Regions from separate parts of the Homo sapiens genome. Here region 1 is linked to region 2. The links are chromatin contacts, found by Hi-C or POLR2A ChIA-PET in ENCODE. All regions are on one chromosome and are shown on one strand. Each heading gives the region's core, a stretch centred on a gene start or an enhancer-like site at or near the end of the contact. The rest is flanking DNA. Distances are from core to core; before and after follow the strand shown. Region 1 overlaps IMMP2L (inner mitochondrial membrane peptidase subunit 2). Region 2 overlaps IMMP2L (inner mitochondrial membrane peptidase subunit 2).

Region 1 (3,393 bases), core at 550-3,049, 120 kb before region 2:
TCTTTCCTTCTTGCCCCAACTCTGTCTTTTCTCTGTCTCTTTTTTCTTCCCTTGCCTTTTAGTTCTTATGTCTCACTGTTTTTAGTTGGTTTCCTTAATTTGAGTCTCTCTTCTTTCTTTTCTGATCTTTATTTTCAGTCCTGTTCATTGAACTCCAAGAAAATAACATATGTAGGAAATGTAATTCTAACTGTGGTTTAGTAGATGAGACCATGGAAGGCTAGGAGGTAACTGTAGAATTAAAAATTAGAGTTTCAGTTTTTGAAGAGTGTTGCCAACAGCACAGGCAATCTTGTCAGAGAAAGAATTATCCTAGTTTTTCCTTTTGCTGGGAAATTGTGAGTTGAACCAGATTTCCAGCAAGCAAAATACATTTTAATAGGTATTCTCTTTTCCTAGCTCAAAATAGTTTTTTTTATTTAGAGGAAAATGTATTTTGTTTCTACTTGAGGAATTTGAGGTTTATTGCTATTTTTATAAAGTGAATAGACACTATTTTATGTGTCTTCTGTTACAAAAAGAACAACTTTCTAGATGGGAGAGATGATTAACTTGCATATCAGGGTTAGGCTAATTACTACTATCTGTAATTTTCCCAAAATATATCTGGAAGCTGCTTAATTGCTATAGCATTTTTAAAAAATCTCTTTCCTTTCTCATAGTTTTTCCCACCATAGATAATTCTCAATTATTTCAGGGAAGTTGCCTATCTTTGTATCCCCTGAAGCTTCTAACATTTTAGTTTCTTAGTAAATACTTGTTGAACAAAAAGAAATACCAATCTAGTCCAGTCTCTGGCAGTAAATACTTGTTGAACAAAAAGAAATACCAACCTAGTCCAGTCTCTGGCCCTTGTTACCTGTTTTTTGTAGTTTGTTACCTGTTCATAGAATCATTTAGGATTTTTGCTTCTGGGTAATAGTGCCACTGTAATTCCCAGAGCTTTAAAATGGTGTCTTAATTTAGATCTTTTGTTAGCTCCGTTCCAAAATTTCTTCCTCATTGTACAATGTAAATAGGGCAAAGATAAAAAAATCCAGGCTTATTCCTTTTTTTTGGTGAAATACTAGATATCAAATGGATATCACATTCATTTATTTGTTCATTATTCTCACAATAGCCAAATCGAATCTTAAATAAAGGGATCAATAGAGATGATTTAAAAGATCATGTCAACTGAAAAACATTTAGCAGTATGGCATTTTCTCCTATAGTTGTGGTCTTTGAATACATCATAATTTTCAATATTTTCCCTTCCTAGAAAATAAATACAGGCAATCTCTGTTGCCTTAAAGGGTTTTACAAGTAAGTTTTATTACTTGAGGGTGCAGAAATGCCAAGCTATTCCAGGCAAGTGACCAAATAATGTCTGGGACTCTTTTTCTGGCAAAACAACTAACTATCTTTTCAGGTTCATGAGAACCAAATAGGACTTCAGCTGATTTTTTTTCTTTTAAAATAGAATTATCTATTGGCAGGACCTTATCTCTAATCTTTTTCTAGCTTTCTGTTTTCTTGTAGGACTATTTTGATTTATTGTGAGCCATTTTGCAGGGTTTTATTTACAAGTTTTACCTAACTTGGAACAAGAAATAACATTTGTTTGTTTGCAGATGCCTAGTACAATGTAAAATAGCATAAGCGGTTATATAAGAAACAATGAATTATATTGCCTATGTAATACAAAGTAGCTACCACAACTAAAGAGAAAGACAAGCTACTTCCTTCTTACTTTGATCTTATGGCCCCTGGAGTTAATTTGGGGCAGGAAATGCCAGTGCTGGAGGGCTGCCACGTCATTGGACAAAGTGAGAGCTTTTGGTTATTTTCTTTATGAGCTGTCACCCTAGTTTTGCTAGTGCTGAAGTGACAATAGCAGAAGAAAAGCTTTAGCTAAAGGGACCTTGTTTTTTTCCAGTGGAACAAAAACATCAAGATTACTCTAGGCAATATGACATTATTCACATTCACTAAATCTTTTGAAAAGAATGAATGGAGTACCTTTTTGTATTTTAAAGTAGGTTTATACAAAGGTGTAGCACAAGGCTGGTCACGGTGGCTCAGGCCTGTAATCCCAGCCTTTTGGGAGGCCTAGGGGAGCAGATAGCTTTGAGCTCAGGAGCTCGAGACCAGCCTGCGCAACATGGGGAAACCCCATTTGTACAAAAAAAACCCCACAAAAATTAGCTGGGTGTGGTGGCTCATGCCAGTAATCCCAGCTCCTCAGGAAGCTGAGGCTGGAGGATCACTTGAGCCTGGGAAGCAGAGGTTGCAGGGAGCTGAGATCATGTCACTGTACTCCAGGCTGGGAAACAGAGTGAGACCCTGTCTAAAAACAAAAAACCAAAACCAAAAGTTGTAGCATATACATCTGTACTTTAACTGAATGAGATTTTTAAAGTATAATTTCTTAAATCATTCATATTAAAGTTCTCATAAAAATCCAAGACTAGTTTCTGTTCTCCTTTGTTAGAGCTGTTGAAATACCACTTAGTTTTTAGAAATGGACTGCTTCTGACTGTGCTTTTATCATTCAGAGCATTGAAGTAGTAATTTAATATTTTTATTCCTCAAATCAAATTATTTTTTTCCTATCTTTGCTCTGCTTCTTGGCTTATCAAGCTTGATTATTATATTTGCCTTTTCTTATTTTGAGCAATGTGGTCTGAGTGTATGAAATAGAAAAAAATGATCTTACTAAGTAGATAAAACAATATGGTGGTGTTTTTGCATAATGGAAAAATTGTGAATTCTGGCTTAACGTATTTTTTTTGACATGATTAGGAAATGGTGAAATGAATAATTACCAACTAACACTGATTAAAATTCTTTACTTCCAATGGAAAATACCATTTTTATAAGGTATCCAGATGGCTCTTCCAGCATGCTTATTATTATAAATTGAATATAGAATGAGTCTTCTCGTAAATAAAGCGTACTTTATTTCTGTTATACCACTATAAATGCTATCAAATAGCTGAGGTGGAGGAAATTTACCACATTTCCACCAAACCTTATTGCCACTAGAAAGTGAACTAACCCACCATATTTTTGCAGCATTTCAACATGACGAAGACTATATATCGTTAGCCTCTAGATTTATGCATTTCTGTTTGTTTGTAGTGAGATTCTTAATTCTGTGCTGTTATGATAATAACAGCAAGCTAACCACCTTTCAACAGCAAGCTAACCACCTTTCAACCTTTCAATTTGTTTAACATGGAGAACAAATCCCTGTCACTACCACCTGTAAAAACTTGCTAGTGATGTTCCTTAAAGTTCGTTACCTGAAATTTCTTACTGATAATATAAAATATGGTTGCTGAAAGAATCTTTCTCATAGAGGTTAAATGAGTTTATATGTCTGTTCATGCTTAGCATTTCCTAAGTGCT
Region 2 (3,115 bases), core at 240-2,739:
TTTACAGTGCCACCAACAGGGCACCAGGGCTCCAATTCTCCACATCTTTGACAACACTTATTATTTTTGTGTTTTCTTTTGTTTGATAGGTGTGATCCTAATGGGTGGGTGTGGGATGATATCTCACTGTGGTTTTGATTTGCATTTTCACAAGCTTGTTGGCCATTTGTATGTCATATTTGCAGAAATATCTATTCAAGTCCTTTGCCAATTTTTAGATGGCTTATTTGGTTTTTTGTTGTTGTTGCATATAAGAGGTTTTTGAATATTCTTTATATTAGCCCCTCATCAAATATATGATTTTTTTTCCCATTCCATAGATTACCTTTCACTCTGTTGACTGTGTCCTTTGATGCACAAAAGTTTTAAAGTTTGATGTAGTTCCATTTGTCTGTTTTTGCTTTTGTTGTCTGTGCTTTTCATTTCATATCCAAGAAATCATTCCAAAAGCCTTTTAAATAGTCAACTTATGATAAAAACAGAGTTCAGTGATTCAAAGATTAATCCAGGAGTCATTTATATTTGCATTTAAAATGTAATTTGTACATACATAAGTGTGTGTGTATGTGTGTGTGTATATATATATACACACACAATTTTTTTTTCTTTTGACACAGAGTCTCACTCTCCTGCCAAAGCTGGAGTGCAATGATGCAATCTCGGCTCACTGCAACCTCTGCCTCCCAGGTTCAAGCAATTTTCGTGCCTCAGCCTTCTGAGTAGCTGTGATTACAGGCATGCGCCACAATGCCTGGCTAATTTTTGTATTTTTGGGGTTTTGCCATGTTGTCCAGACTGGTCTCAAACTCCCGGCCTCAAGTGATCTGCCTCCCTCGGCCTCCCAAAGTGTTGGGATTATAGGCGTGAGGCACCACACCTGGCCTGTTTGTACTTATATTTGATTATGGATATGCCTACTTTTCTGAAAAGTAATTGCCAGCAAAATAATGAAGTTTTGCTGTGAATATATGACTTGAGAAGCTGGAAATATGTCCAGTTTTCCTGACTTGACCCCTAGGTCAAGACCTCCTTGATATGAGGGAACTTTTTACATGTTTGTCTTTCAAAGAATTTTCTTGGTAAGATGAAAGCTATATGAGGTGGTAAACCAGACTTGTTTTTTAAAAAAGAAAAAAAAAATAAGCAGTCTACTTAATGTTTAATCAAGATATACCACAGATAAACTAAACGAATAAAAGATATACATAATTAAGATTTTACTCTATAATATTGCCTAAGTTACAGGGAATCATTCTACTTCACTGTAAAATGAATGATTTTTTCCACTTGTAGGCAAGGGGCATATATGGGAGTTTGTATGTGGGAGGAGTTAGTTTGGAGTGATGCCTGTGAACATAACCTGCTTGCACTCAAATCCTCCTCTTCTCCTCCTTCTGTGTTCCTTTTTATGTTGAATGGCTTCCTGTTCACCCACTTACTAAAACAGAAACTTGCACACCCTCCTTCCGTTTTCATCTCCCTCACACCTCCCATCCAGGCAGTCACCCAATTCTTTCAGTCTTACCTCGAAAAGTAAGCCTGTTTCTTTCTGTCCTTATTGCTACTTTCCTTGTGCAAGACTTCATGTTCTGCCTTAAAGTGTTGTAGAAGCCTTTTCATTGGCCAGCCTGCCTGCCTTGACTTGCCTCCTTCAGTCAGAAACATATTTATAAAATATGATTTGCTCATGTCTACCTCTTACATAAAACTCTTAAGTGGTTCTCAATTGCTCTTAGTACTAATACTGAAGTTATTATCGTGGCTTATAAGGTCTTTTGCAGTCTCACACATGTTTACCACAACAGCCTCATCTGTCCTTAGGTACTTTTCCCTTATATAATCTTTATCTAGGGGTCTTCTAAGGCCCTCTCTCCTTGTTTGTTTCTCTCAGTGGATTGTGGGGTTCATGAATTTAGGAATCATACCAATCTAGCTCACTGCTATAGTTCTTGTACCTAGTGCAATGTATAATACGTCAGGTATGCAGTACAATTGTGCTGAATGAATGAAAGCTGCAGTGCACATAAGCTATATGGAAGCCCTTCCTCTTCCTAATTGCAAATTTTCTTACAATAATTTAGGATGTTCGTTATTTTCTAACTCCCAACAAGCTTGAACAAGTTCTGAAAAAATAAGATACAGTGAACCCTCTCAGCTTTCATTTCCTCATCGGCAAGTTAGGGGCTAAAGCCTTTACTAATAAATCTGTAAGCTAAAGTGATTGGACCCATTCATCTCTGAAATTTCTGTTCTGTGATCCTATAAACATGTGTCCACCCTAACTTACCTAAAACTCCAGAATAGCTACCACATATGTAATGTATAAATAGTCGCTCTAAATCTATATTTATTGGCCTTCTAAAACATAATTTCTGTTAAGGTTGGTTTAAATTTTTTTAAAAGTCAGGATTGTGTCTTTATCAACTATGTTTCATTTGCCCCTATGTTAATATCATATATAAATATTACTATATGTGAATTATTTCATTGTAAATTGAAAAAGTATAATGTAGAGGAACTGAATGCATTCATGTTTATTTGCCTAGGTGAAATTTATATTTGTTTTTATTTTATTGGCTGCATTATTATGAAATACTGTTCGCACTATAGTGAGTCATTTCTGAAAGTAATTGCAACATTGTATGAGGTACTCAAACTCCTTAAAGGAAGAATAACAATATAAATTCAAAATGATAATGGAAATAATTGCATTGTTACTCTGAAAACTCGTGCTTGGACATCTCATCAGAAATGGTGCATATGAAAATTAGCCATATCAAATTTTACCTGAAATAGCCATAGAAATTTATTTTATCCCTGTACCTTTGATCTGCATTACATTTCAGCTCCTCAACTAATAGAATTCTCTCTCCCTGTACCTTTTTTCCCACTCGAACTCCATAAATATCTGTTACTCAATATAGACAGGGGGATGAAAATGGACATACTTACCTTCTCTTGCCTTCCACACATGAGTAGAAATGGTTCTGGAAAAGTGGGCTCCAGTAATATGCTGCCCAGCTGTGAAGTCCCAGAGAGAAATACAGGATGGCAGGAAATGGCAATGTCATAAGAATTTTGTGCTCGCTCTCCTACCAGAGCCATAGCAATTTCT

What was found. A loop is a pair of places that touch in the nucleus more often than their neighbours do. ChIA-PET counts read pairs that join two places held with the same protein, here RNA polymerase II (POLR2A). Pooled maps may share reads with other maps.
Region 1: a pooled map shows a loop between it and region 2 (6-fold over the local background). The contact joins two enhancer-like sites. A Hi-C loop is called at or near these places in 2 of 37 single-sample maps with no recorded cell type and 11 of 50 pooled maps. POLR2A ChIA-PET finds 5 or more read pairs at or near these places in 5 of 52 experiments (MCF 10A, activated CD4-positive, alpha-beta T cell, activated CD4-positive, alpha-beta memory T cell and 2 more).

What each region holds. Positions count from the first base shown.
Region 1 is chr7:111,136,782-111,140,174 of GRCh38, reverse strand. All of the region lies in intron 3 of IMMP2L (inner mitochondrial membrane peptidase subunit 2), which reads left to right. Among named protein-coding and RNA genes, the nearest start is that of LRRN3, 47 kb to the right of the region's middle. Within about 2 kb of position 1,799, at least 19 of the 41 ENCODE cell types and tissues checked have a DNase peak (open chromatin) inside an H3K27ac peak, as active enhancers do.
Region 2 is chr7:111,011,850-111,014,964 of GRCh38, reverse strand. The region is part of intron 3 of IMMP2L (inner mitochondrial membrane peptidase subunit 2); the gene reads left to right. Among named protein-coding and RNA genes, the nearest start is that of LRRN3, 78 kb to the left of the region's middle. Within about 2 kb of position 1,489, at least 6 of the 41 ENCODE cell types and tissues checked have a DNase peak (open chromatin) inside an H3K27ac peak, as active enhancers do.